Regions from separate parts of the Homo sapiens genome. Here region 1 is linked to region 2. Evidence: chromatin contacts called from ENCODE Hi-C data. All regions are on one chromosome and are shown on one strand. Each heading gives the region's core, a stretch centred on a gene start or an enhancer-like site at or near the end of the contact. The rest is flanking DNA. Distances are from core to core; before and after follow the strand shown.

Evidence for each region. A loop is a pair of places that touch in the nucleus more often than their neighbours do. Pooled maps may share reads with other maps.
Region 1: a loop to region 2 is called in a map with no recorded cell type, with 13 times the contacts of the local background. The contact joins two enhancer-like sites. A Hi-C loop is called at or near these places in 3 of 37 single-sample maps with no recorded cell type and 5 of 50 pooled maps.

The regions. Positions count from the first base shown.
Region 1 is chr7:28,154,139-28,157,240 of GRCh38, forward strand. All of the region lies in intron 1 of JAZF1 (JAZF zinc finger 1), which reads right to left. Among named protein-coding and RNA genes, the nearest start is that of JAZF1-AS1, 25 kb to the right of the region's middle. Within about 2 kb of position 1,581, at least 3 of the 41 ENCODE cell types and tissues checked have a DNase peak (open chromatin) inside an H3K27ac peak, as active enhancers do.
Region 2 is chr7:25,967,169-25,970,031 of GRCh38, forward strand. All of the region lies in intron 6 of LOC105375199 (a long non-coding RNA gene), which reads right to left. Among named protein-coding and RNA genes, the nearest start is that of MIR148A, 19 kb to the left of the region's middle. RefSeq lists enhancers at 880-939, 1,390-1,829. Within about 2 kb of position 1,448, at least 5 of the 41 ENCODE cell types and tissues checked have a DNase peak (open chromatin) inside an H3K27ac peak, as active enhancers do.

The DNA of each region.
Region 1 (3,102 bases), core at 331-2,830, 2.2 Mb after region 2:
CATCCCAACCCATGAGGGTAACTGGCTTATATGACTATTTAAGAAAGAATCTGCAAAGCGCAGATGAGCTTTTGCTACAATCCCACAAGTTGATCCCATAATCTAAGCTGTCCAGCAACAGAATAGACCTGAAATAAGCTGATGTGAAATAAGCCCTTAGTGATCACAATGTTCAAGCATGGCAGAGGGCCACTGTCAGGGTCCCTACAGAAGTCTCCAATGGGTAGAGCAGATGGGTTTGAGACCACTAATGACTCTTCTAGTACTTAAGATATGATCATTATACAGCCTCTTCAAGATCCTCTGGTCAAACTTAACCTCATATCCAATAGTCTGATGTTCTGGAGTGAGTGCAGGACTCAAACATTTATTCAACAATCAACCAACTAACTAACCAAACCACATTTACTGAATGTCTCTTGAATGCCAACCATTGTGCCATACAGGTGAAAAAGGAATTCCACTCACATTCTCTGGCCAATGGGATCCTTTATTTTTCTGCTTGATCTTATTAATCTATCACTGAGCAACCTTAGGCTGCTGCTGACAATTAATACTAAATAATTATTTATGATTCCCTATTCCTACCTTTTATTAATTATGGTACTTAATTTCTCAGTTTCAAAATTTCTGTAACATCATTGATTATAAATATATTCTATTTCCTACTAAGATGATGCCTACAATATTGAAAAAAAAAGGGGGCTCTCAATGATAGAAGGAAAAAATGGCCTTTTCTCCTAAAAACAATTATATTCAAAATAGACAAAACATACTAGGGAGAGAAAAAGGCAAAACATTAAAAAAAAAGAAAAGTAAAAGCTTAGAAGTAGATACAGTAAGATATTTGCAATTGCTATCTGCCCTTGCTCACTAAAACTAAAAATAAAATTGGCTTGCGGTTTACTAAATTTGGTTGCAAGTACTTTTCCCCACCAAACCACTCTGCAATCACATCAGTCACTAATGAAAATGATTGGGAGGGGGGATGGAAAGGAGGCTGCAGTAAAAACACACTGTATATTTTCTGGAACATATGATGAAACAGAAGGTTTCACTTCTTGTTTCAACCATTTTAGCACCTTCTCCTTTTACTCAATTTCAGGGCATGAAAGAGACTGGGCAGTTGTGCAGAATATGAGGAGAACTCATTTTGAGAGAAGATTAAAACCTGGCCCACTAATAAACTATCTTCAGTTACTGTACACATCAGTCAAACCAAATAATTCACTCTCAGTTTAACTCATTCTACAGGGCTCTGGAATAATACATCACTCTTCTGATAGAGGCACAAGTCCATTAATTACCAAACTGTGCTGCCACAGAGTTATACGGTCTTCATTCTTCCCCTATAAAGTGTGTTTTAGTTTTCGAGGCAAGAGGAGAAATTCAGAGGGGAAATGAGTAATTTAGGAACCTTTTACAGCTCTCTGGCCTGCACTAAGTAATCCTTTCTTCCCTTTCAGAGTTAATCATCAAAGGTACTGAACACAGTATGGAGGGCCTGGCCACCCATGCCCATTCAGCAACTACAACCTCCACCTAAATTCAGAATTATCATACAAGAAATGACCCATGCAGAAGAGACCAAGAGAAACAACCACATCTAGGCTGTGACAGCACAGAATGTATGTGTGTGTCTGTGTGTGTGTGCACGCGCACATGGGAAGTATAGGAACCAAATACCTGGGTCCAAATTCTAACCCTGCTTCTTCCTGGGAAGATGATCTTGTGCAAATTAACCTCACAATGCCTCTGCTTTTTGATCTGGAAAATTATCTTAAGGGTATAAGGGTACCTACCTGATAAGGTGTCTATGAGGTTACATAAGCTAATGTAGGTAATGTCCAAATCACAGTAGCTGGTATGTACATATACATACACCCTTGATAGATACCTTATTCATTCAATCCAAATTGCCACTCACTCCAGCACACTGGTATCTCTGGCTGCCAAGAGTTATGCAACAACATACTTAAACACCAAATCATCTAAATCATTTGGGTGGAACCATCGATCCTTAACCAGGCTTGTGAAAGGTTCTCTTGGCTCTGTTTACTTTGGACAGGCATCAAGCGTCTGTTTTCCTCAGAATCTGAAAGTCACTGGGTCAAGGCTGTAGAGGCCCCTTTTCACACAGAGGAACCAGTCAAGGACTGAGATTGCTCTGTGTGGTGGTGGTGGTCACCTGGCCAATTGCATGGGGAGTCACTTCGTGGCTTTGGCAGAGTCTGCCACTGTCTGCTAGAATAAATGTGGAGCCAAAATATGATTTGTCTATTTTGACTTGTGTACATTTTCTGAGTACAAGAGACTATTGATAAGAAGTTTAGGTAAGTGGAGAAAATGTTTGTTGATTCCCCAGAAAGCACAAAATGTTCATTCAGTGAAGAGAGAAGACCATTCGCTCATTATAGTTATGAATTAACGCTACATCTTCTACAGCAGAGGTTCCCAAGAGTGTATTGAAATTACCTGGGAATTTGTTGAAACACAAATTGCTGGGTCTCAGCCCCATAGTTTCTGATTTCGTAGGTGTGGGGCAAGAGGACACAGTGTTGAGAATCTGCACATCTAATACAATAATCCAGAAAATACTGCTGCTGCTTGTCCAGAGACCACTCTTGGAGACCACTGCTCTATAAGCAAGAGTACGTCACCAAGAAATTTAAATTCAGATCCTAGAACTAGAACACTACCAAGCAAGGGGGGAAATCATTCTTATGAGACAGTCATTGAATGAATGCATGAATCAAAGGGCAGATAAATACCTTCTCTTCCATCATATGCTACATTTCCCATATTTGTTTATACCGGACTCCATACTACGTATAAATAAAGACAGTCTTCAATATCCATTAAGATGACCTTCGATATCCTTCAACCAACCACAGTGGATTCTGAAAGCATACATACATGTGCATGCACACAGCCCCTGTGGTGGTCTGCTCAATGTAACTCAATCTCCTCTCTCCTTCCTTTTAATAGCAGAACCTCCAGAGTGTCTGCTGGGCAAATGGCTGCCCAGCTGCAGACTGATCTCCTCAGCACCCCCACAGCTAGGTGTGCCCACTAAGTCCCTCTTCCCACAGGCTGATAAGC
Region 2 (2,863 bases), core at 198-2,697:
AACCCTTACCAACAGCTTGACTGCATGAGACAACTTGAGCCAGAGGTGCCCAGCTAGGCTGTGCCCAGATTCCTTACTTACAGGACCTGTGAGCTCTTAAATGCTTATTGCCTAGGTTTTAGAGTAATTTGTTATGCAGCAATAAATAACTAATTGGAAGGAAGGAAGGAAAAAGGGAGGGAACAAGGGAAGAAGAGAGGGAAGGAAGGGAAGAAGGCAGGAATAACCATGTCTGCCATAATCTAGCCAGGGAACAGAAACCACTCTGAGTATTTTGGTTGCTCAGGAGACAACAAAGCTGAGCAGTTACTAGGAGACGGTGACATAACCCAGAGATGAGCAGGGACAGGAAGCTATACTGCCCCTAAAGTGGAGGATCAAAGGAGGAAGCAGTGTTACCAGAAGCCAGAAGAAGCCAGGTCACCCTGCAGAAGCTGGAACCACAGGGGCCTGATTGGTAGGAGCTGGAGCTGTAGATGCCATTCAAGACAGGGAAGGGCAAGGAGAAACATTGTGGCTTCTCTCTTCTTCTCACCATGCAGTTCCCATTGGTGCCTTCCATTGGCCAAACCCAGCCAGAAAGCAGCTGACACCGGATCCTAAGAAATAGCCCACAAGGGCCAGCCTCCTGCATTACACAGCACAGCTGGGAAGGAATGGCCTCACAGGCCAGGCCTGGCACACTAGCTAACTAGCTAAAGAGAAGGGAAAATATCTATTGCCAGTCCTCAGCAGATTCAGCCAGAAGGGACTGCTTATTAGCTCTGTGAACAAGGACCATTCACAATCTGCATGAAAACTCAAATTATGAGATGACAAAAATAACTACCAATCAACAGTACCCCTTGATAAACCACAAGGTAAATCATGACACTTGCCAAATGAGTCCTCCAGAGATGGGAGGGAACACGACGGCCTGGGACTGGCTGGGTTTGGGAACTGGAGAGAAGGAAGATCAGGTTGAAGTCAGGGCTCCTGGGTCCCAAGGGAAGAGGAGGTGACAGAACCCATGTCAGAGGGAGCAGAGCAAAGGAGTGAGGCTAGCCAGCGCGGGCGCCACGTGCGGAGACACACAGGTGTTCCACTGGGTCCAACACTAGGTCTTCACAGTCAAAAGAGAACTGAAACGTGAGGGTAAAGGGAGGGTAGCCGGTATGAGTGACTGGTGATCTAGGCAGGAAGCCAGGCTGCAGGGCATTTAATGAGTGGGTGCAATCACGTGGTAGAGTTTGACAGTGAATGGAAAGACAAAAACAAGCTTGCGGCATGGCAGGTTCCCGCCAAGGATCTGGTTTGAAAACAGAGGAAGAGAAGGTAGAAACTAACACCAAAGGCTAAGAACCTGCACAGTAAATTGCCTATCAGTCTTCCTCATAGCCTGCAAGCTACTTGAGGGAGGGATTTGCAGCACATGTGTCTCACTCAGTTTTCTGAGGGCCTTGGATAGTGTCTGGCCCATAGTAGGTGCTCAATGCATGGCTGTGAGATGAATGAGTGAGCCAAAGTGAAACCACAGAACGTCATGAGGGCAGGAGAACGAGGCAGAACCCACGGAAGATGCTCTCAAGTGATGTGGCGGCGTGGTGGCCTGCTGGAAAACCCCAGCGGCGGCCAGACCCGTGTGGGCAGCTGCAGTCAGAAAATGAGATGGTTCTTTCTGAGCAAATATGCAGTTATAAATAGCACAGGCTACGCAAATCGCCACAGCTGCATGGCAAAGGACTAGAGGGTGCGCTCAGCACAGAGGACGTTCCCGGCCACCAAATTCCTTCTGAACTATCCCCGCCATCAGCAGGGGCTGCTGCCCAGAGGGGAGACCCATGCCACGAGAGAGGTCAGCATTGCCTTACGTCTTTATAAGGCTGCTCCTAAGGGACTTGCCCTGAAGAGCCTTATGCTTCAAAGCCCACTCACCTGTAAAAGTGTCCCAACCACTGAGCTGGTTCCACAAAGGCATTAAGAAATTACCACTATGGGCTGGGCACGGTGGTTCATGCCTGTAATCCCAGCACTCTGGGAAGCCAAGGCGGATGGATCACCTGAGGTCAGGAGTTTGAGACCAGCCTGGCCAATATGGTGTAACCCCGTCTCTACTAAAAATACAAAAATTAGCTGGCCGTTGTGGCGCACACCTGTAATCCCAGCTACTCGGAGGCTGAGGCAGGAGAATTGGTTGGCCCCAGGAGGCAGAGGTTGCAGTGAGCCAAGATCACACCATTGCACTCCAGCCTGGGCGACAAGAGTAAAACTCAGTCTCAAAACAAAAACAAAAACAAAAACAAAACAAAACAAAACAAAAAAATACACTATGTCAAGTTATTAGGTAACCCATAACATCCTTTGTTTTAACATAGCCTTGCCAAGGGCCGGGCACAGTGGCTCACGCCTGTAATCCTAACACTTTGGGAGGCTGAGGCGGGCAGATCACTTGAGGTCAGGAGTTCGAGACCAGTCTGGCCAATATGGTGAGACCCTGTCTCTACTAAAAATAAAAAAATTAGCCAGGCGTGGTGGTGGGTGCGTGTAGTCCCATCTACTTGGGTAGCTGAGGAACGAGAATTGCTTGAACCTGGGAGGTGGAGGTTGCAGTGAGCTGAGTGAGATCATGCCACTGCACTCCAGACTCGAGATACAGTGAGACTCTGTCTCCAAAATATATATACATGTACTTCTCTAAATTAAATATTGAAATAAATTTTAAAATGCCCGGTTCATGTAGTTATAATAATAATACTAATAACAACAACTACTGCTACTACTACTACTAACATGTGTTGAACATGAACTAAGTTCCAGAAACCATGCTAAGCTACAAAACGGTGGACACACTCCCCTTGCACACCCTGTGGTAATTCAGTCCACA